Linked DNA regions of Mus musculus: regions 2, 3, 4, 5, 6 and 7 are each linked to region 1. A link is a loop called in an ENCODE intact Hi-C map of the cell type or tissue named here. Cell type or tissue: left cerebral cortex. All regions are shown on one strand. Region 1 overlaps Gm32067 (a long non-coding RNA gene). Region 2 overlaps A830082K12Rik (RIKEN cDNA A830082K12 gene). Region 3 holds the start of Gm31946 (a long non-coding RNA gene). Region 4 overlaps Gm32067 (a long non-coding RNA gene). Region 5 overlaps A830082K12Rik (RIKEN cDNA A830082K12 gene). Region 6 has its middle 170 kb from the start of Gm32067. Region 7 has its middle 270 kb from the start of Gm25383.

Region 1 (4,000 bases):
TTTTTTTAAAGTAGTAGATGTATCTAACATTTGCTTAATTTTTAAGTGAATAATAGATTAACATGGTTCAAACAAAATTAACAAGGGTAAAAATAAGCACAAAGTTCCTCCTTCATCGTTCGCCCATCTGCTGGTTTCCATGCCAACACTAAAACAGATAACCTGTGTTATTAGTTTCTTCAGCAGACTTCTAGAGATCTAAAAGAACTGTTTATGTAATCAAATGCTACACATATTTTTCCCACTCTGAAGACCAATGCCACACAAAATACTTTTAAATCTTCTGAGTCTTCCGTCTTTATTCACTAATCGTACAAAGCATCCTTACTTTTCTTTCTTTTTATTGTTCTTATTCTGTTACTTGGATTGCCATAGTTCATTTCAACCATTCTGTATCAATGCAGTTTAGACTGTTTAACTCCTTGTTATTATAAAACGTGCTACAGTAAACAATCATGCACATTTATGATTTTCCCATATGTGAATATATCTGTAAATGCACTCCTAGAACTGGAACTGCTGAGTCAAAGAGTATATGTATTTGTAAAATTTCAACAAATATTGCCAACTTGCCTTGCAGCGTGGATACCTATTCACACGCCCACCAGCAATGAGTCACTGTTCTCATTTTTCTGAATCTTATCAACCTTAAAGTTGTCAAATTTTTGGATTTTTACCAATCTGATAGTAAAATATGATATCTTGATGAGATTTTAATTTGCATTTTCCATGTAGAAGTGATTTGAACATCTTTTCATATATTTATGACTCATTTTCTTCCCTTTTCTATAAATTACTGTATTTACTTTTTAAAATTTTTTTCTCTTTGGATTATTTTAACTATATATTATAGAGTTCAAGTCTTAGATTGTGTTACAAATTAAAACATCTTTTCCACAGTTTGCTTTGTCTCTTTATGTATAAAAATTTTTATGGTAAATACTGTCTTAGCATTTCATGGTGTTTGGCCATGAAGTACAAGCACTGGGCTCTGTGAGGCAGCAAGCTTCTTTTATTTCTATCCATACAAAAAGCCTTGGTGTGGGCTGGTTGTATCCAAGAGGCAGGAGAATCTCAACCTGACTCTGAGTGTCTGAAGAAGTCAGCCTGGCTTCCTTGCTGGTGAATAGATCACACATATTTGTATAGGATTGCCCACATGTTCCTAGGCTGTAGGATTTCACCTCTGAGAAAACAAAACCAAACAAAACCCCAAAGTCAACCAACCAACAACCAACCAACCAAACAGAAAAACAAACGGCAAAACTGACACTGGCTTCGAATTGCCCTGGGATGTTCATGTGAAGCTAAGCGTACTAAGGGCACATGGCATTTGCCTGAGCAGACACTGAGTGTGGGGTTCTTATGCACGACTGTGCCTGCCAGTGATTTGTGTGGACCTGATCCAAGTTTTCAGGACACTATCATGTTTTAAAGGTTTTTTTTTCTAATGAATTATAATAAATTTTCTGTAGTTTACATCAAATTGTGTTGAATGGCATTTTTAGCAAATTGTGTCACATTGTGATCTTTCCCCCAAATTTACAAAATTTCTTGTGCCAAAAAATAATCAGTGAAAATGATTTTGTGTGAAACTTTGTGAAAGCCAAGTTTAGCTGATTTTGTTAAACAGCACTAGCAAACAATTTATTCAATCTTTCTCCAAGCCCCTTTTCTGTGCCTTGTTCTGTTTCCAGCCCCCTCTGCTCCCCACCAACTCAGTTGCTTTCTCTCTGTTTACTGGCCTTTGTTTCTGCTCTGAGTTCATCTTTCTCTAACATTATCAGCCCCCCTTCCATCCCCCAGCCCCTAACTATACCAAGCCTTGGGCTATAGTTTTGGGTTGAGGGTCACTGGGGTCATGGATTTTCCACCGAAAGAAAGAAAGAAACAAAGGGGGAGGAGTAACGATTACTTTTGCTGTCTCTTTTGCGCTCGGTGCTGAGGAATTTATTCTCCAGGCCCATGGCAAGGATTGGTGCTGTGGGGTTGGGAGGACCGAATTCACCATAAGAACCACAGCAGTGTTGCTTTAGACAAAGGAAGGGCTCATTTACATATGCCTGACACCAATGTGGAGCTTTCTGTGTGTGGGTGGGTAGATTTTTGAGACTGCTTTTTTTTGAACTGACTCGTTTCTCAAAAAGGAAAGACAGAAAGCAGTAACAGAGACTATGGTTTTGAGACAGGATTTCTGGGTTTAAAACCCACCTTTCCAGGCATGTAGTCTTCTTGAGTGTGTTATGAAATGAAGCAAGCAGTACTTAATATAGCAGTGATTAGAATAATAGTTTTCATTAGCAACTACTATACACTACTAAGAATTTATACCCAACCTTTGACCTTTTACAACTCTGGCAAATGTACTGTCCTCATATTATGGGGAAGGAGATTGTTTTAGGGGACTTGGAGAAGCAGCAGGATGGAGGTATTTTATTTTTATCCTGTGAGTTTTATTTCTCATTTTAAAGCTCACTCTTTGAATCACTCTAACAGGCAGACATGAGTATTGCATGATGTAACACACAGCACCAAAGATAAGGTGTTATTCTCTTGTACTGTTTTGAAATGTTTTAAGGCCAGAAATTGTAGGTGGCAGAAACACAGGCCTACATCCTTCCTTGGCTTCTTCAGAAGTTCTCCCACATTATATGAATACAATTTCCACCAAACAATCAAACGCTGATTGAAGTTTGTAACTTTAACCCAGAAGTCACTGAGTTTCTTTGACAGTGTTGAGGACACACTGAACTGGCAGCAACATGTCACACCAGACTGTAACTGGGGAGTTGTCTGGCCTCTGATTGTAGGAGAACAGTCTGCCCAGATAGAATGGACTGAGGAATAAGAATGAGTCCAGAAAAATCCCTATCACTAATCTAGTTGTCCTCTCCCTGCAAGCCACTAAAACTTACAGTGATCATCAAGAAAAGCCACAAGTTATAGGACAGAATTCTATGGCTTCCATTTGTATATTTTGTGAGCCTACGTTGCATCTAGACCACGTGCTTATGTCTACCTGCTGAACACAATAGAATTTGCACTAAGTAATGTTTTCAAGAACTTTCTTGGCGACTCATTGGTGGGCAAAGTTTTAAGGTTAAACCCTGACAAGCTAGAAAATGCTAAAGAACATTTGACTAGTAATTTCTGCTTAACAAATATTGGGTCTTTTGCAAGAAGGATCATAAAGGTCTGAATCCGTGACAAATGCTTTAGGTATGTCTTTAACGTTTGGGCCTCTATGAATTTAGCTATCTCTGTTAGATCACCGTTTGTGAAATCTGTGATTTTTGAGGTGACAAACATTTTTTTTTCATTATTTTGTGACCTTTCCCCAAGCATCTATTCCTTTGATACATGAAGTTTTGAAGTACTTAGAAGTCTCTTGCTATTCTCTGGGGACTAGGTCAGCATTCCTATCATCTCTATTTTAAGATGAAACACAGAGACTTTAAGTGAGTTGTCTATGGAGTCCCAGCAAGCCAGCATTTGTGCTGGACACAGACATCTTAAGCTTTGGGCTTTAGATTAGTTCACTGAGCCAAATATTTCCCCCAGCAATTATTTATATACACGATGCCTCTGACCTGGATACTCTGCTGCCTATTTCCCATTTGCATGATAAGCAGTACATCAGACATAGAAGAAGAAAGATGTTCTTACCACAAAAAAACTGAGCCTTAGTGTGGCTCTGGCCTTGCAGGTTTAGGAAGAGTCAAAGAACAGACTGACTCTTTCCTTGGCACAGGCATGGAAATGAAGGCTCTTATATGGGGAGGTGAGCCAGGGAGCTGACAGCGCTTCATTAAAGAATGACACGTGCAGATATCTTTTTGTTTGGGCCTTTTCAATTTAGTCATGAAATGCTAGCTTACTTTTAGATAACTTAGGGATTACCAAGAGATACTCTGGATAGCATGTGGACATGTATTTGTAAGTAAATGTTTTTGAGCTATTTCTTTAGAAGCAATTTTTTGTTTTGTTTTGGTTTGGTTTG
Region 2 (4,000 bases), 380 kb before region 1:
TCGCGGCTGCAGACGCTGCTGGAGGAGCTGGCCGCCGCTGCGTGCTCCGCTGGAGGAGCCCGGGCCCGGGCGGGAGTCCGAGCCGGAGTCGGGGCCGCAGCCCGAGAGCGAGCCGAGGCCGGTGCTGCCCGTGCCGCCGCCGCTGTCCTGGCGGGAGCCCTCGCCCGGTTTCAAGAGTGCGGGGAGCTGGGAGAGTCGAGCAGGATCGGGACGAAGCTGCCGGCGAGGATCAGGGCGCTCGGGTGTCTGGGGGCCAGGTCCAGGGCCGGACGCAGCCAGCCATTCAGGAAGGCAGCGCTGGAGAGCGGGAGGCAGCCGGCGAGGAAGATCACACACTTTGCTCTTTTTGTTGTGCGGGTGGCGCCGGGTTCTCTCTGCCTTCTTCTTTCGGGAGGTGACGGAAGGGGGAGAAAAATACGAGATAATTCACGCCAGCGACGAATTCACAGCGAAATAGGAAAAAAATAAAAATCAGAAGAAAATGCTTGAGAAAATAAGGAAAAAGAGAAAGCGAGAGAGACATCCAAAGTAGGTCGAATAAATAATCCTCTTCTTTTCCTCTTTCTTGCTTCTTCTGCTTCTTCTGCTATAACACACAGAGCTAGTTAAAAAACCCTGGAGATCGCCCAAAAATGTTCTTTTTTTAGTATTTTAAATAAGTGCTCTTCAGCTGGGAACCAACACCCTCCCTCCAAAAAAAATCATATATATATATATATATATACATACATATATATATATAATAACGATAAGAAGAATACTGAGGGGTGCCTCCTCCTCCTTTTTTTTTCAAGTTTAGTCTTCTCTCTTCTAGAGGAAAGGAGTGAAAGAGAAAAGGAGGGAGAGAAAGAGGAAGGGCGACAACTAGTAGAATATGTAAGGAAAAGAAAGGGGGAGAGATAGGGCAAGAGGAGAGTGGGTGAGAGAAAGGAGAGGAGGGAGAGAGGGGCGAGAGGAGAGGAGAGGAGAGGAGAGGAGAGGAGAGGAGAGGAGAGGAGAGGAGAGGAGAGGAGAGGAGAGGAGAGGAGAGGAGAGGGACCAAAAAATTGAATGCGTTTAAACGGGAGGACACTCAGAGCAATGTTTCCGAAAGGGGGATCTGCGCGAATGTCTGTATATAGTGAACTTTGACACTACTATTGAAACTGACACGTTTCTATGGAGATCTCTGCCTTATATGGAGCTCGTGTCAAGGAGCCAAGAGAAGGGCTGCTGGCAACTGATAATCAAAGGCGACTGACTGGTCAGAGCCCTGAATGGGGGGTGGGGGGGGGGAGAGAAAATGGGAGGCTAAGGTTAGCCAAGCCTCCTTCACGCCATTGGTTGGAAAGTCCTTTTCCCCTCCCCCCAGCTACCTACAGTCTGGGATGTCGAGGGGAGGAGAAGAGAAAGTGAGGGGGGGGGTGCTTCTGACAAGCATAATTTACATTGAGATCGCCCTGCGCTGCTATTTACTCTGAGACCTGATTAGTATGGGTCGTGTATGGTCACACACACACACACACACACACACACACACACACACACACGAGGGGAAAGGGATGATGAGGGGAGAACGCGTTGTGATGGGAAAAAACGAGGAGAAAGAAATTACTGTATATCTTATGAAAACTTTTCAGAATTAGGTTTTATGAGCGTAAGGAGTGGCACTGAAAACGTTAAGAAAAAAATTAATGAGGAAAAAAACTCCATCATTTTAATGATTTGTGAAGTCTACTTGGTTTAGAATCTTAGTTCACATTCAATATAATCTTAGTCTGTATCCCGCTCATTTTATATAATTATGAAAAGCCTCCTCATTTAAAAATCTGAAGTATATCATAGTTTCGGAGGCGTAATTACGACAAAGCACACACATGAAACTGCAGCTACTGCCACAAATTCGATCCGAATCGATGATTCCTATTCATCCCAAAGATGATCTTAAAATAAACTTTCCAATCAATCCTCTTTTTCCTTTTTCATCATTTTTATTCCCAGGATGCTCAAACTCCAAACAATGCTTCAATGATTATTAATAAAGCATTTGTAACTCCTCATATTGTTGTGGGGCGGCTGTTAGTGCGGACAAGTCAGTCACAGGAAAAGAGCAAACGAACGAACGAGAAGACGGGGAAGAGGGAGAGGGGAGGAGGGGAGGGGACGAGAAGTGGGAAACGGAGGGGGAGGGGGAGGGGGAGAGGAGGAGGAGGAGGAGGAGGAGGAAGAGACTGAGTCTCTCACTCGCTGTGTGGTGGTGGTGGTGGTGGTGGTGGTGGTGGTGGTGGTGGTGGTGGTGGTGGTGGTGTGTGTGTGTGTGTGTGTGTGTGTGTGTGTGTGTGTGTTGGGGTGTGTGTGACTGAGACCCCATTCCCGAAGGTGATTGGTCGCAAAAGGAGGGGTAGGCAGGAGGAGCGGGTCCCGCCGCGGGCCTTGCAGGAATCGCTAGGTCGGCCTGCCACCTAGCGGACGGGAGCCGCTCTCAGGCGGCACGCAGCCGAGTCCCTCCTCCCCTCCTCATTGGCAACCAGTGCCTTTTCTCCAAACCAAGACAGCACTTTGAAAATTCTTTCAATGGAATTTTTTTTTCCTTGAAAGATGGTACTGGGGAAAACGATACTTCTATTAGTTACATATTCTCCAATCCCACACTCGCAACCCCCCTCGTTTTAAGATCGCTCTCATCCGCAGGCTCAGGCAGGCACAGGGCGGCAGAGTGACAAAGCCACGGCTGCCTCCACCCGAAGTGGGAGTGGGAGTGAGAGTCCCTCTTACCAGCCCTCAACTAGGGAGAGCGTAAAAGTTTGTCTCAAGCGTTCCGAGCGCCCCAAGGTAAAGGTGGAAGTAAATGGCCAAGTTGTATGGAAAGAGGTAGGGTTTGGCTATTAATACTGGTTCCCACTTTAAATCTCACTAGTGAGGGCTTTAGAAAGCGCTGAGTGTTTGGGGCACGCTTTGCGCTTTTTGGTCTCTGGGATCTACCACTTAGTGGCCAGTGATATATATTTTTTTTAAAGAGCAGAATAAAGACTTTCTTATGTATGCCCTTCTATTTGGAATAATGGAGACTGCATTCTGCGTGCTGCGGCCCATTGTACGCAGATGATGGAGAGGCGGGACATGGGGTGGCAGGGGCTCCTGGCCTTAGCCTCTCAGCCCTAATATTCGTGATCAAGTCTTCCGGTTCGTTTAAAGGTGAAATTGATATGATAAAAAAAAGGAGGGAAGGAAGGGAGGGGGGAGGGAGGGAGGGAGGGAGGGAGGAAGGAAGGAAGGAAGGAAGGAAGGAAGGAAGGAAAGAGGAGAGAGAGAGCGTGTGCGCGCTGTTTATATAGAAATTCTAAATTTTACTCCCCAAACAATCAGAGACAGGGAGTAGTGAGCAGCGGAACGCAGCAGAGAAAGGGAGGCTGGGGGAGGGAAGAGTCACAAAACAGTGGGAGAGGAAGCAAAAAGCAAGCGTCCGGGAACCGGAGGCCTGCTGGGTGCGGGGTCTGCATGCCTAGTCTCCCTCGGACTCTGGGCTGTACACGGTGGGCACCAGAAGTGAGACTCGGCCAAGCCCTGCCGTACCAGGCAAGTAACGCAAAGATAATCGTGTGTGTGTGTGTGTGTGTGTGTGTGTGTGTGTGTGTGTGTGTTTTGAAACTTGGGGTCTGTAATCTTCGATAACGTGGCTAGGTAGAAAGGCAATCGTTACTCGTCCTCGCCAGCCTAGATAAACAGTCAAGGCAGCCCAGGTAGGACCCGGAGAACTTTCGTCCGGGCCTGGAAGGTACGCCTCCTTGGAGGAGAGGATCCTTGCCAGCCCATCAGTCCAAACCCAAAACAGGTCCTCTCACTAACCTCTCCCACCCGGAGCGGGAAACGCTACGTGGGCAGGGGACCCGAGATTGCATCAAGTTTAGCTTCCGCGCGGCCAGCCTGCAGCTTGCAGAGATGGAGAAGCCGTGGAGCCCGCCGGCCTCGGCACCTGTGCCTAGCCGCGCCGCAGACAGGACTTCGCGAGTCGCGCTCAGTC
Region 3 (4,000 bases), 150 kb before region 1:
GAAGCTCTATAGGTGAGAGACACTCTTTGTGCATAGAAATCCTGAAGTGTGGAGATTAGCCCATCATCAAAGCTGGCTCATGAAGATCTCTTGCTTAGCAGACAAGAGCATACTGCAGGTTTGAGTAAAAGATATCTGTGCAACTGCTCTGTGTTGGAAACACTTCACAAGCCTTAAATATTCAAGCACAACGGGAGTTATAATTGCATTGTTTTGGTCTTGGAAACCAATGTGAGTCTTAACAACTTTTCTTTCTGTCTCCATGGCCAGTATCTTAGGAATCGTAGGAATCATCTTTCTGTGTGCGCCAGCTCCTATCTGAGGGCAAAGCTGTGTCTGGGCTTGTTTCAGGAAATGGTGGCCTGTAATACGCAGGGCACCTGGGAAGACACTCCGTGGCAGAATTGGAACACTTTTGGCCTTTCTGGTTCTCAGGTAATTTGTATGCTTTAATTTGCGGCTTCTTTTATTGTTGATATTATTTTAAAATTAGTGATTTTTTTCCCCATCTAGTTTTACATAAGCTAAAAAAAAAGGCCCCATGTCAGGAATTCTCATACATGATTTGACATCTCTAGTATCCTGCATGGCGAACTCTCTATAGCACAAGTTGGTTCATTTGACATCTGGCATTCATGGTTCCTGGGAGAGCAGCTTCCCCCTCAGTGTGCCCTGGATTCATTCCTGCTGCGCCCCTTCTGCCCAAGTATAAACACATCACAGGAAACGAACACGTCAAGAAGTGGCTTTCCAAGAAGGAATAAAAAAGGCCTGGCCCGGCTCCACCTGGATTTGAGGTCCAGTTTCAGGAAATGCAGGCAGCCATAGGGACAGAGGCTGTTGTCCTGCGTCAATGGTACCTTGGTCGTTTCTGCCTTAAACTCCCCATGTGCAGCAGCATACTTTAAAATCCACAGCCTCCTCTTAGTTGTCCCGTGGGAGACTTGCTGAGGAAAATTGCTTCAGGACCTTTAACATGTGAGGGAGGAGATGAAGTGTCTTTCCTTGTGCTCTTGAGAGCAGCTGGATTTAGTTGTTTACAGCTGTAAACAAGAAATGGCATAGGCTGAGGTCAGGGACACATTTTGAAATAATTGAAAGTCTACAGTTAGAACTATAAATAATTAAATGGATTCATTTTGGTGGCTTGCTTTAATATGCAGATATTAAAACAATGAAAGAAAGTGGGTTTGTAACAAGGACGTTAAGACACCGAAGTAGAAGAAAGAAATGCCTTTCCCAATGCCCTTGCTATGTATGGTCTTTCCAGGTCCATTTTCTGTTTCAGTTTAATGATGCCGTTTAAGGAGAGCCATGCACTCTCTGGATCTATATTCAGACTGCAGAAGTATCAGTCCAGCCACCCTTTCAGATCTACTTCAAGGAAACACAGGCTTGAAAACTGCTCCCCGTGGTTTTGTCTGAACTGCTCACATCCTGCAGCACACACTGGGTCCAGTGCTGGAGCCAGGAACCTAGAGGTGAGCGAGCATCGAGCAGCACTTAGCAGAGTGAGGCAGGCGGGCCTATGAGAAAGGATGGAGGTGAGCCAGAAACTAATGGGGAAATAGGAGGTCGTCGTTAATTTTGATGTGGGGAAATCTGAAAGGCTCTTGTGCATGCCAGGGTATTTGAATATTTGGCAAACAGCTGGCTGGGCTCTGAGAGAGCGCCTCTTGATTCGCCTCGTCAGATGTTCAGAGATAAAACGAGTCAGCCCGTACGCCAGCGCATAGCTCATAGCCTTGCAGTCAGTTTTGAATTTAGATTTGAATTGTGATATCAATGTCATGGTGGCACATGCTTTGAGAAAGTACTTACAGAGAATAATTGAAAGATTCAGTGAGAAGCTTCTGAAAGCCGTAATTTAAAGTTCTTCAGCCTCCACAGTACTCTACCCATTAAAATTTAAAGCGACAGAAGCCCAATTATGGATGGTTATTTTCTTAAATAAAATCATATTTCTACCACAAGTGAAAGATTCATCGCTGCCCACTAATCTCTGTCAGGAGAACTGTCTCGGAGTCCTCCAGAGTCAGTAGCTGAGCGAGCGAGCGGTTAGCTTTATCCTGGGGACAATGGGGCAGCACTGGGGGAAGCCAAGCTGCAAGGCCTCCAAGGAGGAGCCTGACTTGCGGGAGGCTGATTTGCATGATAATCACCATTATGGATCCTCTGCTGTGCCAGCCTCCACACTTAACCAAATGCAGTATAACTTTAATGGCAGCTGGGAAGCCTGAGCAAGGGCTGTAGCACACAGTTTGCAAAGCCCGAATGACGTCAAAACCTGTTAGTTAGGAGAGGGCAGCGGCTGTGAAGATAGTGGGGGCAGAGAAGCTTGTAACCACAAGGAGGATTGGAGTAACTTTAAAATCTGATAAAGCATATAACTTTGGGGGCTGTTGAAAGGTGCGGAGCGTTTCAAATTTCTTTTAACTCAGGGAGATCTGTTCAGCAGAAGGGCCTTGTCGTCTTTCTAGAACTTCAGCGCGGCCACTGATACTCTGGCAACGAAACACAGCAGTGGGAACTTTCCCCAGACGTGTTTCCAGTGAGAAAGTTTAGTCACTGTCAGACAAAAGTCCGGAGCCAGATTTTTAGAGCATAAATCTCTCCTCGAATTTATTTGGTCTGTTGGCTTTTACTTTATGCTGCATTGTGACTTTGAGAATGTGGTATAATGGTATCCAGAACAAAATAGTGCAAAAGGCCAGTCAAGCTTAAACCACTCTTATTTAGGGAAAAATAAAATGATTCTGCGGAGCTCCTGGAGACAAAGGAGTATGGAAACCTGAGTCTAGAGATTAAACGATACAGAAAGCATTATGTATATATACACAAGCACTAACCTAAACAATGTCTTGTAGATGCCAAATTATAACATTTCTGAAGATTTAAGGCTCGACAAAAACATTGGCAAGTAGGCATTGTTTCTGATGTTTTGCAGGTCTGTGTTCTGGATGAAGTCCCCAAACCTACAGCAGGGTGGGAACACAGATAGCCTTCTGATGCTGCTCACTCTGTGTGCAGTATCTCCACCCTGGCAGGCCACAGGTTCTCTGCAGGGTGTAGACTCTTGCTGCAGTTCCTTCCACCTCTTCGTTTGTCAGTTTTGTGGTGTTGTTGGGCTCCTTATAAGAAATTAAAAATAACTCTTTTCTTGTTTGTTTGTTTTTTTATTGTTTTTTTTTGGGGGGGTGTTCTTTTTTTTTTTTTTTTTTTTTTTTTTTTTGAGACAGGGTTTTTCTGTGTACCTTGGCTGTCCTGGAACTCACTCTGTAGACCAGGCTGGCCTCGAACTCAGAAATTCACCTGCCTCTGCCTCCCAAGTGCTGAGATTAAAGGCGTGCACCACCATGCCCAGCCTAAAAAGAACTCTTTAACAGTTTGGAGCCTGGATTCAGCTGCCTTGACTCTTTGTCCCGGAAGGGAGTACCTTGCCCATTTAGGGTGATGACTGCCTGAACCAGCTCAAGTAAATGTCACCCCACTTCTCCACGAAGTAGGGCTTTCTCACCAAGTCACACATTATCTCTAAGGGTAGGGCCACACTTCCTGTCTTACCAAGATGGCTTAGTTATGTAGCCTGTAAGAAGATGAGTTTTAGCTTTCCTATTAAACTACCTCCTACCCTGCCCTCAGTCAGCAACAGTAGGTTGCTTTTGGCTTTTCCATCTATCCTATTTCATATATTAACTATTATTATTCTTTTTCATGTATTATGCTTCGTGCAGTGAACATGATAGCACTTTTGATTTAGTTAATTTCTGATATTATTAGAGTCTTCTAAATGGAATTTCTGTAATCTCACATAAAACTCAAGTGCTTAATTAACTGTCTAATTAATAAGCAGAAGTTCATTGGTTGGAAAGGGTTGTGAAAGCCCAGAGGTTTGTCCTGACTCACCGGAAGCAACTTTCTCTTCCTGCCATAACTTTGGAAACACCAGAGATCTGACTCCACCATCTTTATTCTTCAAAGAGGACACTACAGACTGTTG
Region 4 (4,000 bases), 57 kb before region 1:
TTTGGTATTTTGGGCTGTTATTATACTGAAAGTTTGATGGAACATTCTGTAGTATTTTGTAAAAAATCCCATCTTTTAGTGGGTTAATTCACAAGGTTTGTAGATTGTACACATAGTATTGTTCTCCAATGAAATGGTCTGCTTTTTTTTTTTCTTTTTCCTTTTGGTTGCCACTTTTCACATATATTTCTTTGAAGACATCTCTGTTCTCCTGCCACCTCTTTGGATAAAACAGAGGCTGGGAGAACTGAAATGGAGGAATTCCTCTCGAAAGCTGTGGTAAAGTTGATTATTTTGACAAGGCAACCCAAGAGAGTAGGGACTTTTAAAATAGGTGTTTAGACATGTTTTTGAAGGCTTTGCTCTTCCACTCTCCTTGCCAGAGGCACAAAGGGAACTTTTTCTGATCTCTAATGTTATAACCTCCTGTGGTTCAGGGCTCCTGGAGAGGAAGCCAAAAAAAAAAAAAAAAAAAAACAATAAAAAATATATAAAGTAAAATTAATCAATCAGTCAATCAATTTGGGCCTCTGGGGTTTCCTCATATTCATATTTATCTATACCCATTCTTTCACAAAGAATGTAAAAAACAAACGAACAAACAAACAAACAAACAAAACCAAAAAAAAAAAAACCCACACCATTTAGTTTTACATGTAGGTCATGATTCCTTTGACTTCTGCTTTGGCTTATCCACCATTGGTTGCTGTTTCTGTCACTTGTTTGAACTTTGTAGCTTGTCTCTCACCTTATTATCTACAGATCCAAGAAAGTGTTTGAGTTGTTCATTTGGATTTGTTTTGGTCTGTGTATGTGTTCTCTTGTGTGCTCATGAGTGTTTTGGGTTATGCATGTAAGACAGTTTACATCAGTTGTTTTCCTCAACTCTTGGCTACATTATTATTTAAGACAGTCTCTTACTGAACCTGGACTTCCCCAGTTGGTCTAGCCCAAGGATCTTCTTGTCTCTGCTGCCTCAATGCTGGGATTGCAAGTACCATGTACTACCTCACCTGGCTTTTATGTGAGTGCTAATGTGTGCAAGGCAAATAGTTTATCGCCTGAGCCATCTTCACAGTACCTGTCCCACATTAATTAATTAATTTTTGTGTGAGTAAAGATTTCCAAGGTATTTTCATGTTGAATTGGAAAGTGCATTCTTGATAGAAGTTGAATTGCTGTTTACTTTATATACAGTACTGGAGTGTTTGGAATTTGTGTGCATGGATTAGATTGATCTGTAATTCTCTTTTTTTTCCCACACTGTCCTTGTCTAGTTTGGTTTCAAAGTTTAATATAACCACACAAAATTAGTAGCTCTACTTTCCCTGCTTTGCACGCACTCTGGAGCACAGCTATAAGATTGAAACTACTTATTCCCAGAACATTCTGTAGAAATTACTTGTAAATTTGTCTCAATCTACTGTTTCCTATGAAGGAAGACGCTCCTCTCTACTTCAATGCACACTGATGGTTCAGAGGCATGGACACTATGAACATCATTCTAAACATCTTTTGAGAATTTCTTCTTTTCTACACAGTTTTACGCTTAGTCAATGTTTTATAAGTAATCAGAATAAAGTTATTCTTAATATTTTCCTATTGGTCTTGTGGTTTTTTTTTGTTTGTTTGTTTGTTTTTCCTTCTGGTGTCTCGTTCCTATAGAGAAGATCAGAGCCAGGTAGCAGATACCCTTCTCAGGAGACTTCTCTGGCAGTCCAGAGGCAGGTCAAGACTGATTTTAAAAACATACACTCCCTGAAACCCTCCAATCAGTTTTAACTGTCAGTGATTTTTAAGAGTGACATCAGAGTCAAATATTGCCTATCAATCTGTGTCATATGTTGGCCCTCAGTCTATAGACCCTCTGTGTATAGGTCTATAGATTTAAAAAAGGCTTTAATAATTGGTTGTTTTTGATATCTCGACATTTTACAAAGACCTCTACAACCAGTCTGGCTGGATTCTGTGTGCAGCAATCCAAGTCAGAGGCTACATTTAGACACAGCCTGTGAATCCAAAGTAACATGAGCAAAGTTCTAGTCACGCCATAGTTTATAACTGCCAAAATGTGGACACGGAGGCAGTTATTTTAAAACTTGATAAGCAACACAGCATTTTGCAGAACTGTGGAATAAAAAGAATACTTCTAGTTGCCCAATTAGAAAAGCATTGCACAATTATTGACATCTTGCTATCAAATGCTCTTTACCTGGCTGTGGGATGGATACTTCAGGCTAGAGTTGTTTTTAAAAACATAATTTGTATTTTAGATAAGATTCTTAAAGCCTGGTTTGTATTCTAGAGAATTCTTTATATTTGATAGTTTATGTTGGAGAGATTTAGTAACCTTCTTGTTAAAAATGAGAATATATTTAACTTTTATCCATTTTAAGTCTAATTTATACTCATATATAGACCTATCTATCTATCAATCATATATTTAGATTCCTAGATGCCTTAGTATAATATTCCTGTATTACATTTTTTCTGGGTTTTTTTTTGAGGAGGGTATAATTTATTCACAAGTTAAATTGGGAAGCTGGAAACTTCTTCAGTGTTCATGTAATGTTTAATTTAAATTATTTCCAACCATAGCCCAAGTCTTATGCTGCTATGGACAATCTGTGTTTCTTGGTATATGTCCCAACATTTTATTTAACAAAATAGAAATAGAAGAACAAATATAAAAGCGCCAAATGTGAAGTAGAGCTAGAAGACTTTGACAGACATAACAGCATAGCTGCTTCATCTTTACAGCATTTGATTCAGGGACACTGCAACTCAAAAAAATTTCATTTTTGAACATTTAATTCCATAATTCCATAATTTAAAGAACAACTCAATACAATACATAATGGAGAAACGTCCAGTTCAATCTTCATTCCCATAAATTTGTTGGTATGAAAGAACATCAATTATAAAAAGTTCAATCCTGATTTGGTTCTGATTATTTCAGAAGAATTGCCTTTTGAGCCTTTCCTACCAACTTCCTCATGTAGTCAGACAGGAATATTAACTCAGTTTGAAAGAATAATTATTAATGATTATGTGTGTATAACTTAATGTCATTGATGTTGAACTGTCAAGATTTTCAAAACTTATATTTGCAAATGAAGTGAAGCCTGCAAAATGGTCACACTGATGTTCACTTGGTGAAGGAGATACACAAGTGAGGGAAAGGATGAGCACATGATCAGTGAGAGCAACTTGACCATGGCATGGAATTATTTATCCTTTCCTCTCTTGTTTGTATTTTCTGTCTCAAAAGCTCAAACAATTATAAGGAACAGATGTGTGTCTTTTAGGTAAAGTAGGATAAATAAGTATATTTTTATAGGTTCATATAAATGTATTGTAATTGGCGCTTCTCAGAGGTTTGGTTAAAATAAAGTGTTTCCCATTTTATCACAAATATGTCTTGAAAGGATAAGAAATCGCCTGACTCAATGTATTAGCATCGTTGAGCATATAAACCCGGGTGACTTAAAATATAGGGGTGCAGTTTTTCACTATGCCTACCAAAGCACAGCATGGTTAAGTACTAATGTAGATTATTAACTATATTCTGTCTCTAGGGACCATCTGTTACTTAAGTAGGAGCAAAGGAAGCTCTGTAGTATGCTCAACTGATACTGAACAAATAACCTATGATGAAGAGCACGCATTTAAGGACTGAGTATGTGGTTCTACTAGATGAATCTTGAAAGCCAAGTGTGCTCCAGATTATAGAATGCTATAGATTAATTCCAAAGTCTTTACATAGATTACTTAGAAAAGAAAAGATAACTGTGATGGTTTACTATAGACCACAGTCTGAGATGTAAGAGTGAGGAAAAGTGGAAAGTAGACAAAGAATAAATCTAAAATAGTGCATTCTGGAACTGCAACACTAAAAGCAGATTTGCCTGTTACACTGAATGGCTCCAGAGAGACATTGTGAAACACTGCAGAGGTGTGCGGGTGCTTGATACTTGCCTCTTTTTCACTTTATTAGCCT
Region 5 (4,000 bases), 370 kb before region 1:
TGTCAAACCAACGTTTAACACATTGTTTCCACTCAATGTGCATATATCCTGGACCGATTGGGTTTAATTTCAGGAAAGAAGGAAGAAAAAGATCGAGCAAGGAAAAAAGGTGAAAGGGAAAATGACAAAGAAAAGAAAGTTAAACTTATGAAGAAATCCCATTTTCAAGGGGGAAGTAGCTTTATGCTAAGAGTGGTCGGGGTCAGTAGCCAGGCATCCTGACCTTTCTGGCCTTTTCTTTCCTGGAGTCACTTTGGGAATTAGAAGCCGATTCTCTCAGATGAGGACTCAGGGCTCTTCTTGGGTGGGTGCTATTTGATTTACATTTACTTCTTAGGGACAGTAGGGGAGGTCCTGGGTGGCTGTGAAATTCAGAACCCACTTGCTTCCTCTTCATTTTGATTTAAAAAAAATAAATGGAAGGTTTTGGTAGCCCAGACTGACGCTTTTCTCTTATTACTTACTGCTCTGGAGAAGAAGCAACAATTTTTCTCTGTAGATATTCAGCTTGATGGACACTGACCTTGAAGTTTCGACTGGATAAGGCACCCTCCCTCACATCCTGGCCCCCAAATATCACCTGTTTACGCCCCTCCCACCTGCTCCTTTAGTTCCTGGGTGCAGTCCAGAGGGAGCAAACGGCAAGTCCGTTTGTGGCAAAGACTTGTCCACGCAAATTCAACATTGAATAAATTAACCTCAAACCAGCAAGTTGGGGTGTAGTAGTTTAGCAGGACTAATTGCAGACAATGTAGCTGAAATGACTTTTCCAATTAGCTGCTGGTTGGAGTTTAGTCGGAGGAACTGTCAGCTCCAACGATGGGTAATTGCTTTATTGCTCACAAAACTATCATCTATTTAGAACATATGTGCTAATTACTCTGGATGGGCGTCGACAAAGAGACCATAAATCTAATAGCACTTTAAAAAGTCTACAGTGTTTGTAAGTAACCCTAGTCCTTTCACTCTGTGATGGGGCCTAGGTTAGTGTGGCAGATGATTCTGGAAGGCTCAGGTTGGACTGGAGACACCAACGCCAACCGGTGCTCTGGTCAAACTGCATATGAAGAGCAAACGTCCTCTGCTTGCGTTCAGTGTGAAGGAGATAAATCACTATCATCACCACCAGACTCCCCACCCCCTTAACCGTACATCTTTTAAGTTTTTTTTTTCTCCGTAAAAGATTAGTTTAGAAATCTTTTAATTGGATTATGTTGGGAAATTAATCTCCTTTAGCCTTGGCTTAATTTATTGTGGATAGTGTCACGAAAGAAACCTTGTAACTGCAGTAAGGGCCATGTCCCTTTGTTTCTTTCCTTAGCGCTCCAAGGTCTCCCAGCTGCGGGCGACAGTGGTGCCTTAAAGTGTCTGGACTGAGAAAGGATGGAAAGACACATCTGGGTGGAAGGCCACAGGAGTCCCAAGTCTTTTTCCTTTGTCTTAAACGCACCCTTCTGTTCCGGATTCTGTAGCTTCAAATCCCCCATCCCCACTGCACCGCGCTTTGATCTACAATTCAGGGGACCTGCTACCCAGGAAGCAGGTTGGGGAGGCTGGAGGAGGAAGCGGAGTACCCAGTAGCGGACTTCCAGGCACACTGACTCCTTTGCTTTCTCTATCGCAATCTCCTCCTCCTGCATCCCCAGCTGGGAGCCAGCTATTAACAGATATTCCCCACCTCTCTGAGAAAAAAGATAAAAGAAGAAAAAAGAAACCCGTTCAGCTAGCTTTTGGCGTCGTCCTCTACTCAACTCTGTAGACACTTCTTGACTTGCACAGAGCTTGAGATGGGCTAGAGTCCATTCCTAGCACCGGCGCGTTGTTTTGGCTGCGACCTCCGGTTCTGCCTCCTCGCTGCGCGCGGGAAGCCGCGTTCAGCTTGACTAGGGCGGTAGAGGGAAGCGGAGGTAGAGCCCGGCTGGCCGTGCCTCAGCGGGAGATAACAACATCTGCCTGAAACGGGATACCTACTTTTGCAGCTCAATTTAGCTCTTAATAGCAGTCCTCTGAGGTGTGCTTAATTGATGGGGATAAAGGCGTAATGACTTGACAGGGAGACGCCAATGATCCTTTAATATACTTTTAAAAGAACAACAACCACCCCAAACACCCGCGGGTCCTCGCTCGGTAGGGAGTGTGTGGGAGGAGGAAGAGCGGGTCAGGCTGGGAAAGTGCGCTGAGCTGGTCCTACCTGGGGAAGCGCCTAAGTGCCCTGGCTCTCGGGAGCCAGCCGGCGCTCAGGCCAGTCCGGCCCAGTGTTTTCCAGTAGCTGCTGGGAGGGAAGGGCAGCCTAGTGAGCTAAGGTTGTCAAGTGTGGAAGGTCTGATTGGCAGTGAGGAAGCTAGAGACCCGGAGATGCTGTCCATTGCTAGGCTCTGGATTGCCTCACGTCTGCCAGCCTCCGCAGGCCGGGACGCCCTCCGGTCTGATGCCTGAGTAAGGGTCGAATGTGGGTGCTCTGCGGGACCTCACAGAATTCTGTCCTTCGGATAGCCTTAGAAGGTCTCGAGGAGCACGCGCCGTGTGAGAGTGCGTGTGTGCGCAAGCCGCCCCCAAATGCAGAGTTGGGACACAGCAGCCCTGAGCACGTCTAGGTCCGGGGCTCCCAGAGCCCTGAGACCAGACACTCGAGAGTTTATCTGCTCTGGAGGCAGGTCCCAAAGCTGGGTCAAAGCAAACCCTGAGCAGTTTCGGCTTAGGACCTCAGCTCAACTACCCTCTCTTCAGTAGCTTCCCTTTTTTTGGCCCAATTTCCCTTTGCGTAGTTCCAGATGGATCTTTAGGGTTAAAGGAATGTTAACTAGGCTCAGACTGAGTAAGGTTCACACTAGCACCTTAAGAAAAGGGGGTGGATAATCGGGTCTCCTTTTCTGTTTGCCCAGGATAAGGGCAGCAGTGACTTTAGCTGGTTTGTGCAAACCTCTTGTTGCACCCTTTCGAGAGGAATTACCTTAATGCTCCAGGGTACACTCGCACTGCACACAGAAGGAGAAATCACTCCTCAAATTGGGTTGCTGTAAGAAATCGCAGGTGTTTAAGTTGTAGCTATTGTCTACCTTAAGCACACACAACAGGGACCAAAGAATGTTAAGAAACTGACTTTCCCCAAATCCTCTTGTGGAGGAAGTATATGTTGCGGGGCTAGGAAATCTTCAAGGTCAAGAATTTCAAGACCTGAAATTAAGAATCCTAATTCCAAGTGTGTGTTTTCTTGGCGTGATTCCATCCTTCTGCGGGTCGCTGTCCAACCTCACCTAGAGTGATTCTGTCCCGATTCACCCAAGGTCCTAAGCCTAAATTCCTGGCCTGCCTGATGACTCCTACTCAGATGCACCCTTCTCCTGAAGCTGGGGAGGGGTGGGTTCTGGCTGAAGACCGGCTCTGGCCAGGGTATCCAGGCCTCTCAAAGGCCCAATGCTCTTTGGGAGGCCCTGACCTGGCTGCTGAGCACCCTTGTCCACGGGGTGGGGTGGGGTGGAGGGAGGTGGATCCTTGCGATCTCGGTGTAGGCAAATTCAGGCTCCTTCTCCTCACAGCCAAGGGTCCTTACTCTCCTGTGTAACCTCAACCCACAAAAGGAAGGCCCTTGGGCCGAATTATTCGGTCTGAGGACTAAGCTTTCCCTTCCTGGCCTGGGAAACTGTAGTCTCAAATTCCATTTTGCCAAGAGCTGCTTCTGCAAGGGAAGTCCTCATCCTGCCTCTGTCACAGGGTCATCACCAGGTGCTGAGTGCGAGTGCCCGGCCAAGCACTGCCAGAGTCTCCTGCTAGAGATCCTCGTGCTAGGCTGCCGCAGGGCATTAACAGGCCATGGTCTTGGTGGCACTGAAGGCCACCGACAGGTTAACCCTTGCAATGACAAAGTCCGCAGCTTGCTCAGGGGTATTCTGGAAGGAACCGTGGCCTGGCCGAGGGTGTGTGTGTGTAGGGGGGTGGGTGGGTGGCGCACGCTCCCCAAACCCGGTGCGGGTCCCTGGGCTCACTGGGACCTCGGGTCATT
Region 6 (4,000 bases), 81 kb after region 1:
ACTAGAACTGCCATGGTGAAGTTTCACTGCATTTTAGAAGATAAAGCAAGTCTAGTGTTCGCCTGTTTTAAATAAGTTTAAATAACTACCCGTGGTGGGGAAAGCTCTAAAGACATTAAGAGGTGTGGGTACTTGGAGGGTGATCATTGTGTCCATCCAACAGTTTTCCACACTCCATCAGCACTTTCTTTTAAGTATTTACTGTCACAAATCTAAGCATATTGCTTCTGAATCTAAGATCACTTACCAACTCCTCATTGTATGTAAAATAAAGCCTGTCTTCACAGCAAAGACCTCTGTGAAGTTCCCACACCGGCCTCATCTGCCAGGTCCTTTATGTGCTAGGAGTAGAGCATTCTCACACTTCCCAGGCTCCTGTTGTGTTAATTCTGTCCCCTGTACTTAATGTGTTCACTCTGTCTGGAGAACTGCTCCTTCTTGCCCCAACAATCTTACACATTCTAATAATAACAACAATCCTACTTACTATGTGCCAGGAACTAGCTGCTCTAAGCACTTTATATGGATATAGGTTTTCCTTATGAAGAAGGTACTATTTTCTTCTTGTCACAAATAAGGAAACTGGGGCACTGAGAAGTTGAGCAATTTGCTTAAAGTAACTCAGCTAGAAGTCTGGTTTCAGGCTGGAGATCTGGAGTTTGTGCCTTTATCCTCTAGAAACTCCCACCTTTGCGACCTAACTTAGTTTGCTCTATTCTCTTACACACCTTGACATTTAACATATTCAGTGATTAGTTTTAGTGTTGGATGTTTTGAGCTATCACTTTCTTATGAGCACAGACTATGTATCACCTTTGAAATTATCAAATGGAGCACACTATCATGTCTGGGTTGCCTTCTTCAAACTTATCAAGATGTGCCTTTTGCGACATTAAAAATTTCTGCTCCTTTTCAGAAGAAAAAAAAAATCAGAGCAAAAAACCCAGAGTCTATGAGTCCTGACAGCATCTCCAAGAGAGAAGCAGTGAGTGGGAGCTAGACTCCCTTTGCAAACAGGAACTTCAGGCATGTGGAGATGAAGTCACCAACGACACTGCCAGTATTCTTTTTTTGGTTTTCCAATTCCTAGTTTGTGTTCTGTCTACCAAAAAGTGGTGTTTGCCTATGAAGTGCCTCTGATGGTTGCTTAATTTCTCCTAGAACAAAGCTAACAAACATAACAATTAAATTAAATCACCCAAGAGGGACACAGCTTTCCATTCTAAAGTTCTGAGGGAACAAACTTTTGGGGAAACTTTTCCCCTGGGGTGCAGTGCTTTCTTCCCTTTCAGTAGAATATATTGTGTCTGATGGAGCAAAAAATTGTTTTTAAGAAACCCTGCACCAATCTGTCTGCCCCAGCTCAGACACACGCTCACACTGAAAATTAAATTCACAGAAATGAGAGAAAAATCAAAGGAAACAAAGGAACATGTCTTCTGCTTCCCAGACATGGCCTGGTGGGTGACAGGATGATGAGGAGAAATGATAGGGATGAATTAATTTGCTGTGCCTTCTTGCTTACATCACCAAAGCACCGAGAAAGGGAGCATTCTACACCTTTTACCTGCAGGGTTTTAATCCACAAGAAGCTGTAGCAGAACCCATACAGTTAAGTAGGCTTCCCTTTCCCCCTTTGTTCCAGCTTGAGTTTCATGACTACCGTTTCCTTCATTAGCAGCACTAACTTCTTAGATGTAAAGTTTGTTTGAAATGGTAACTACCAGGAGATCATGGAGAGAGAAGGAGAAATTAAAGGAGGCTTACGGAATAGGACCATTCAAACACACTCATAGGAGAGAGATTTGATTCTGCAGCAAGAATAATCTCTGTAGCCCTTTAAAATGTTGCTTCTTCTTAAGTGCGTTTGTTTATTTGTTTGTTTTTTGGGTATGTGTGTATATTTGGTGTAAATTTTATCCCTTCTTAAATAGTGATCTTTAAATTCTAAACTATTTTGACTGTCTTTTAATCAGAAATACAAATTGAATATGAACATTTGAGATGAAAATTTATTTTGCATTGTTTTGCTTTATAATGACTTCCTAATTTACAGCCTTCCTTGGGTTATAGCTCTCTAAACATCATTAGCAAATATAACTGGGTACTTGACAGAGATGTTGGCATGTCCCGCAACCACACACGTAAGGTTAAATGTGGATAATGTATATGATCTTGCAGATGCTGACCTTTCCTAGTAATCTATTTTTCTTGAAATGATTGCATTTATCCTGTCTCTGTGACTCAAGCATTTCCATGTGTGCGTGTGTGCGTGTGTGAGTGTGTGTGTGTGTGTGTGTGTGTGTGTGAGTGTGTGTGTGTGTGTGAAGTGTATTTATGAACACCAAGATTTTACTGATTTGTCATTTCGCACTGAGGAGTGGAGAGTTTGAGGAGCTAGTTGCTCAGCCTCTTTGGTCACCAAGAATGCCTGTGAAACTGCAGATGAACTGGCAATTAAAGCCGAAGCTCTTCTCCACCGTCTCAGAGTCTTCCGCCCGATCCCTTCTCACCTCTATTCTCAGAATGGCTGGTTTGTTATGAAACTAATTCTTTTCTAGGCCAAGTTTCCTTTGAACAGGGTGCAAAGGCATATGATCCTGTGGATTAGAAGTGGGTTGTCATCAAAATGATACAGCTCTGTTCTTCTCTGTTCCTTTCTTGGAATGGCTGAGAACAGACTTGCGAAGAGAAAAACTTGTTGGCGTTTGGGAGCTGCCAGGTTTTAGAGAGCCCAATTATGTCTTTTTTGAACTAGCATTTCTTTAATAGAGTTTAATTTTAAAATGTTATTTTTTTCCAGTTTTTGACATTTCTTTCAGTTTTTAATTTGAAGAAATAAAGATATGTTTACTCATTGGTAAAATAAAAAAGGACTTAGTGAGTAAGCAGGGCCAGCAGTCCATCTGTGTTCAAAGCTATTAGCCACCAAAGGGCTCGTGTGTTCTGAGAGGTGCCCTTCATACTACATCTCTTTCTTGTGCCTTTGCTTTAGCTCACTGCAGCCAGAATGTACTAGGCTTGGCTGTGGCATATCATCTATGACATCTATTTTTTCAGGCATATTTTCCCTATGCAAATTATTCCACTTGTGTTTTGTAGGCATTAATCCTCCCAGAGTAATACTGGTAACCGGAGTCTAGTACCCAGACTGGAAAAGATTGCTCAAGAATGAGCACACTATAAAGACCCTTGAAGAATGTAAAAGTATATGTACTTTAGAAAAACATTTGGTCTTTCATAGGAGGCTACAAAACATCGTTTGCTCTCCTTTTCCACTGGAGCTGGAGTAGGAGAATAGGAAGTATGACACGACTGATCCTCCAAATCTAGACTTGAGGCAAGTTCCTGAGAGAGGATATGAACTTGTGAGAAGGGGGATAGAGAGCCTAACAATGGGGCTGGAGAGATGGCTTGGCAATCAAAAGCACGCACTATTTACTCTTTCAAAGGACTGGAGGTATGTTCCTAGCACCTAGTCCATAGCCTACAGTTGCCTGTGACTCCAGTTCCAGGGGATCTGACCACTATTTTCTGACCTCTGGTGGCATAGGCATGTGAATGTACTTACACACACACACAAGCATATATACATATAAATAAAATAATGTAATATAATACATAAAAATAAAATCATTTTTAAAACTGAAAAACATGAGAAAACTGGGCCTTGGTAACATACTTATACCATTAGATCAAACTTCACCTAGTTTCATGTGAACATATCATCTACATATGATGTAACTGCATGAATGTCATACAACAATATGACTACTTTTATAGATTTTTGATTATCATCTATTTTGACTTAACTCTCAGTGCCTTTTCAGTGTCAGACTCGCAGGGAAGTAATTGAAACTTATGAGCCTTCATTCCAGTTTGACTTTTCCCTGTACAAAGGACAATTTCCTCTCTTTCACCTTTGCTGATCTATGGACACACTAAGTAAATCCATTTTCAGGGTACTCCATCTTAGAGTCGTCTTCCTAGTACACTCCAA
Region 7 (4,000 bases), 310 kb after region 1:
TGTCATTGACTTATTTTAACAACAAAAGTAATGCTGAAAATATTTTGGACTTATCTTTATACTCAGTCAAGTGGGCTCTCAAGGAAATCAGTGTGACTGTATTATAACCACTTTTTATTGTGTTGCTTAAATATTATTCACTGCTGTCGCTGAAAGTTTTGTTGATTATGAAGAGTGAATTCATTTTCAAAGAATGATGACTTTTTAATATAAACTTTCCCCTCCAAAGGAAGTGTCAAAAAGGTTTAGTCTTTTAGATTAGGGTCAATTCTGTGGGCACACTATACATGACACACACACACACCACTGCCAGCCTGGCACACATGTAACATCTGTCCAGTCCACTCTCCTCGGGATCTTTTCTCTGGTAGCCATCTAGGTTCATCTTGATGCTACTGTATTTCTCAGAGTTCACCGTCCCCTTTTCTTCTCTTGACTGACTCTGCTTAGGTGTGCTTTTCTAGAGGTGCCAACTGAGTACCCATATGCAGGCTACTGTCAAGCTACTTTATTCCCATTTCTTTATTGTTACATCCACACAGCTTCCTCTCTACATTTCATCTCTAGATTTTGTTTTATTGTACCAGCAATGTTTGTTTCTCTGCTTTGCATCTGAATCAGTTCGAGGGAAGGCAGGTATTTTTAGCAAATACATTATGATAGCTAAGCAAAGACTTGGATGTTTAGTTGTCTGTGCTGAAATATCAACATTATTGAAGACTGCCTATGGGTGATTTGATGAACCCTTAGAACCTCCTCTTTATTCTTTTTAGAACAGACATTTCAATGGTATCAACACTGCTGGCCATTTTGAGACTAAATAAAATGATATGTGGAAAGCTGTTTGCTGAGAGTTTGGCACATATTAGGTCATCAGGAGGAAGTGTGCTACATGTTAGGACATGTAGTTACTTACACTTTTAGAGGATGGATTTCCAAGAAGAAATACTTTGTTTCAGCAAAGTCCAAATTTTCATGCAGAATCTCAGATGTCCAGGAGACCGAGGAATTCAGAGTTCAAGGTCAAGCAAAGCCCTGCTAGCTGGGCCTACAGAGTAAGTTTGAAGTCAGCCTGGGCAACTTGGTGAGTTAGAGTATAGGTTAGCCCACTATACATTAAATCTCTACTACCACGAGGAAATACGATCACCACGATGTTAATATAGTTCAGACTTGTTGCTTACTTTAAGAAATAACATGAAGGTGAATTTCATATATCTGCATACATTTGGTCAAAAACCATCAATAGCTGTTTTTTAGCTCAGGAAGTAGTTCAGAAAATTACCATTCTACATTTGTTTCTCACTTTAAAATATATGAATATATGTGTGTGGCTGTGGCTGTGGGGGGGGGGGGCGCGGGGGGAGTGCATGTGTGTGGTTCCTGGTATGTGGGAGGCCTGCGTGTCTGTGGCTGAGTGTGGATCCTGTTCAGGTTTGACTGCAGATACCCCTGGAGCTGGAATTAAAGGTTGACATGGGCTACCTGATATGGGGACTGCGAGGTTACTTCAGGTTCTGAGGATTTCACTCAGTTCCTATGAAAGAGCAATTCGTGCTATTACCCACTACATTGCATCTTAGTCCCTACCATTTCCGTTTTAATGTGAGTTCTCAAATGTCTGTACATGAATAGAAGGAAGCCTGTTCGGTATTTTACTATATTCCATTTTACTAATAGAATGATTTGGAGAGATAAGAGGCAGAAAACAATTTCATGAATCGTACTTGCCTGCTCGTGTGTTTACTAATATTCACAGTATCAATAGCCATCAAGTCGCTAACTTCTCTCACACTCAGTGAGTAAGACAACATAAGTTCAAAAGATCTACATCAAGTAAACCTGAAAGCCTGTCTGTCCTCTGTGCGGTTGGGAACCTACAGATTCACTTTCATTCAGACATTTGAAACATTTCTTCATACTAATTTCAAAAAGGAGTCACTATTTATAGTTTCATTGCATAGGAGAACACGAATTCAGTGGTTAGGGCATGTGATCATGTCCAAGTGTTTGGTGTTAACAGGCCTTCATGGCAGGTAGCTCATACTCATGCTGAATAGTAGTTATGTTAATATTTCAAGCAAAGGGTGTTACTAAAGATCAATTGAAGTCAAATATTAGAAGCTGGACGTTAGATATTTCTAAAACTACTTTTTGAGCTGTACTTAATGCATCCAGTCCAGTTATGCAATTCTCTTTTGGACTATATTGAATTTCTAGCACCCAAACCAGAAAAGAATTCTGGAGCAAGAAGATATATCATTTTCCTTTGAACTCTTTTCCAATGTAGAACACTTCATTCACAATCATATAAAGATGTCTTTGTATCATACTTACTGTAATAATAGACCGGATAGATTCTTGGTAAAACATGAATATTTTTAAATGCTCTATATGTTCTAGCTCTAAACTGCATGCTTTAAGCATATTGCTTTGAAATACTGAAAAAAATGCATACTGAATTTTGATGTGTTCTAAAACCGTCATGAAAATTAACATCTTCCCTCAGCCCAGGGCCAAACAGATTTTTTTTTTTTTTTTTTTTGCAGGGCCAAATTAGAATCTGCCTACATGCTTCAGATAAAAAAGGTAGCAAGCCATCAACTTTTTAAAGTCAGAAAAGGCAAAAAAATTTACATGGCTCTCTTTTTATGGTGAGCCAAGTAGCTAGGGAGGGAAATAAAATTTTAGTTTAACCTTAACCCTCCAGAGTATGTGAATATTAAGAAATAAATTCCAGAATGTAAGCAGGTATTTTAAATTCTATATGAAATACAGTGCTTTTATATAGAAATGTAAGTTAGTGAGCGTAGAACCTGAAGAACATTTAATAGATCTCTCTCTCTCTCCCTCCCTCCCTCTCTCCCTCCTTCCCTCCCTCATTCTATCTATCTATCTATCTATCTATCTATCTATCTATCTATCCATCCATCTATCTTACTATCTATCTTTCTATCTTACTATCTATCCATCTATCATTTATCTTACTATCTATCTATATTTCTATCTATCATCTCTCTATCATTTCTAATTTATCAACTATCTATCCATCTATCTATCTTACTATCTATCTTTCTATCTTACTATCTATCATTTATTTTACTATCTATCTATATTTCTATCATCTCTCATTTCTAATTTATCAACTATCTATCTATCCATCCATCCATCCATCTATCTATCTATCTATCTATCTATCTATCTATCTATCTATCATCATCATCATCTATTGTTTGTCTATTATCATCAATTTAATCTATGTATCTCTATCTAACATCTATCTACCTATCTAATATCTATCTTCTATCACTCATCTATCATCTATCTGTCTATCTATCTGTCTCTATTTTATCTGTCTAATATCTATCCACTCACTCACTCACCCATCTATCTTATCTCATCCTCTTTCTCTCTCTCTCTCTCTCTCTCTCTCTCTCTCTCTCTCTCTCTCTCTCTCTCTCTCTCTCTCTCTCTCATCTACCTGCCCCAAAATCAATAATCTATGGCTATAGTTATAACTATCTTTAAGGTTCACATTTTAGTAGTCTTAATGTTATCAAAATGTAGAAGATTAGAAGCCAGAACCATAAGTGGCTGATTATATAATACTACTGAAAATTTATAGGTGAGATAAAAACATGAACTACAGTAGGAATTAATAAAACACAACAAAGAAGGAACCCTCATTGCACTGTGAAAAGTGAGACCCCAGAGAAGGACTGCAATAAAGGCTCTGGCAATATGAGGTTGTGACCATGGAATCTGTATCATAGAGATATATGGATATACCTACATATCAGGGACAAGTTTAGCACTGAAGAAACATTTATTATCCCCAATTGCACAACACGAATTTTTCCAAATATTGAAGGCAGGATATTAAGAAGACACTGTCACTGCTGTTTTGAAAACCCAAAGTACAATGAAGGAACAAGACAGATGAAGGACTCATGGCTCATGAATGTAACCATTGCATTCTGGAGGGATGCAGGAAGGTTAT

Evidence for each region. Peaks named below come from ENCODE experiments on the same cell type or tissue, not always from the same donor. Only the 100,000 strongest peaks of a DNase experiment are listed, where the experiment ranks them.
Region 2: a loop joins it to region 1, with 4 times the contacts of the local background. A loop is called at or near these places in 6 of 42 quality-filtered maps.
Region 3: it touches region 1 in a loop (2.0-fold over the local background); 2 of 42 quality-filtered maps call a loop at or near these places.
Region 4: it touches region 1 in a loop (4-fold over the local background); 3 of 42 quality-filtered maps call a loop at or near these places.
Region 5: a loop joins it to region 1, with 5 times the contacts of the local background. A loop is called at or near these places in 6 of 42 quality-filtered maps.
Region 6: a loop joins it to region 1, with 8 times the contacts of the local background. A loop is called at or near these places in 3 of 42 quality-filtered maps.
Region 7: a loop joins it to region 1, with 4 times the contacts of the local background. A loop is called at or near these places in 2 of 42 quality-filtered maps.

The regions. Positions count from the first base shown.
Region 1 is chr13:78,575,164-78,579,163 of GRCm38, forward strand. The region is part of intron 1 of Gm32067 (a long non-coding RNA gene); the gene reads left to right. Among named protein-coding and RNA genes, the nearest start is that of Gm32067, 94 kb to the left of the region's middle. In left cerebral cortex, a CTCF peak has its summit at 2,478; DNase peaks (open chromatin) are centred at 586, 1,132, 1,293, 2,072 and 1 more place; H3K27ac peaks cover 2,344 bases.
Region 2 is chr13:78,199,304-78,203,303 of GRCm38, forward strand. All of the region lies in intron 1 of A830082K12Rik (RIKEN cDNA A830082K12 gene), which reads left to right. Among named protein-coding and RNA genes, the nearest start is that of Nr2f1, 2.4 kb to the left of the region's middle. In left cerebral cortex, a CTCF peak has its summit at 2,467 (motif pointing left); DNase peaks (open chromatin) are centred at 1,296, 2,431 and 3,920; H3K4me3 peaks cover 3,742 bases; H3K27ac peaks cover 3,228 bases.
Region 3 is chr13:78,425,761-78,429,760 of GRCm38, forward strand. Gm31946 (a long non-coding RNA gene) reads left to right here and starts at 1,192. Exons shown (of 3, transcript XR_382671.4): 1 at 1,192-1,544. In left cerebral cortex, no CTCF peak of the experiment used is centred here; DNase peaks (open chromatin) are centred at 1,655, 2,145 and 2,466; H3K4me3 peaks cover 1,303 bases; H3K27ac peaks cover 1,632 bases.
Region 4 is chr13:78,518,356-78,522,355 of GRCm38, forward strand. All of the region lies in intron 1 of Gm32067 (a long non-coding RNA gene), which reads left to right. Among named protein-coding and RNA genes, the nearest start is that of Gm32067, 37 kb to the left of the region's middle. In left cerebral cortex, no CTCF peak of the experiment used is centred here; DNase peaks (open chromatin) are centred at 2,040 and 2,635; H3K27ac peaks cover 1,414 bases.
Region 5 is chr13:78,208,269-78,212,268 of GRCm38, forward strand. All of the region lies in intron 1 of A830082K12Rik (RIKEN cDNA A830082K12 gene), which reads left to right. Among named protein-coding and RNA genes, the nearest start is that of Nr2f1, 11 kb to the left of the region's middle. In left cerebral cortex, no CTCF peak of the experiment used is centred here; a DNase peak (open chromatin) is centred at 1,790; H3K4me3 peaks cover 2,978 bases; H3K27ac peaks cover 4,000 bases.
Region 6 is chr13:78,655,939-78,659,938 of GRCm38, forward strand. No RefSeq gene overlaps it. Among named protein-coding and RNA genes, the nearest start is that of Gm32067, 170 kb to the left of the region's middle. In left cerebral cortex, no CTCF peak of the experiment used is centred here; DNase peaks (open chromatin) are centred at 458, 1,036, 1,588, 2,569 and 2 more places; H3K27ac peaks cover 3,424 bases.
Region 7 is chr13:78,889,925-78,893,924 of GRCm38, forward strand. No RefSeq gene overlaps it. Among named protein-coding and RNA genes, the nearest start is that of Gm25383, 270 kb to the right of the region's middle. In left cerebral cortex, no CTCF peak of the experiment used is centred here; DNase peaks (open chromatin) are centred at 1,530, 1,914 and 2,556; H3K27ac peaks cover 1,422 bases.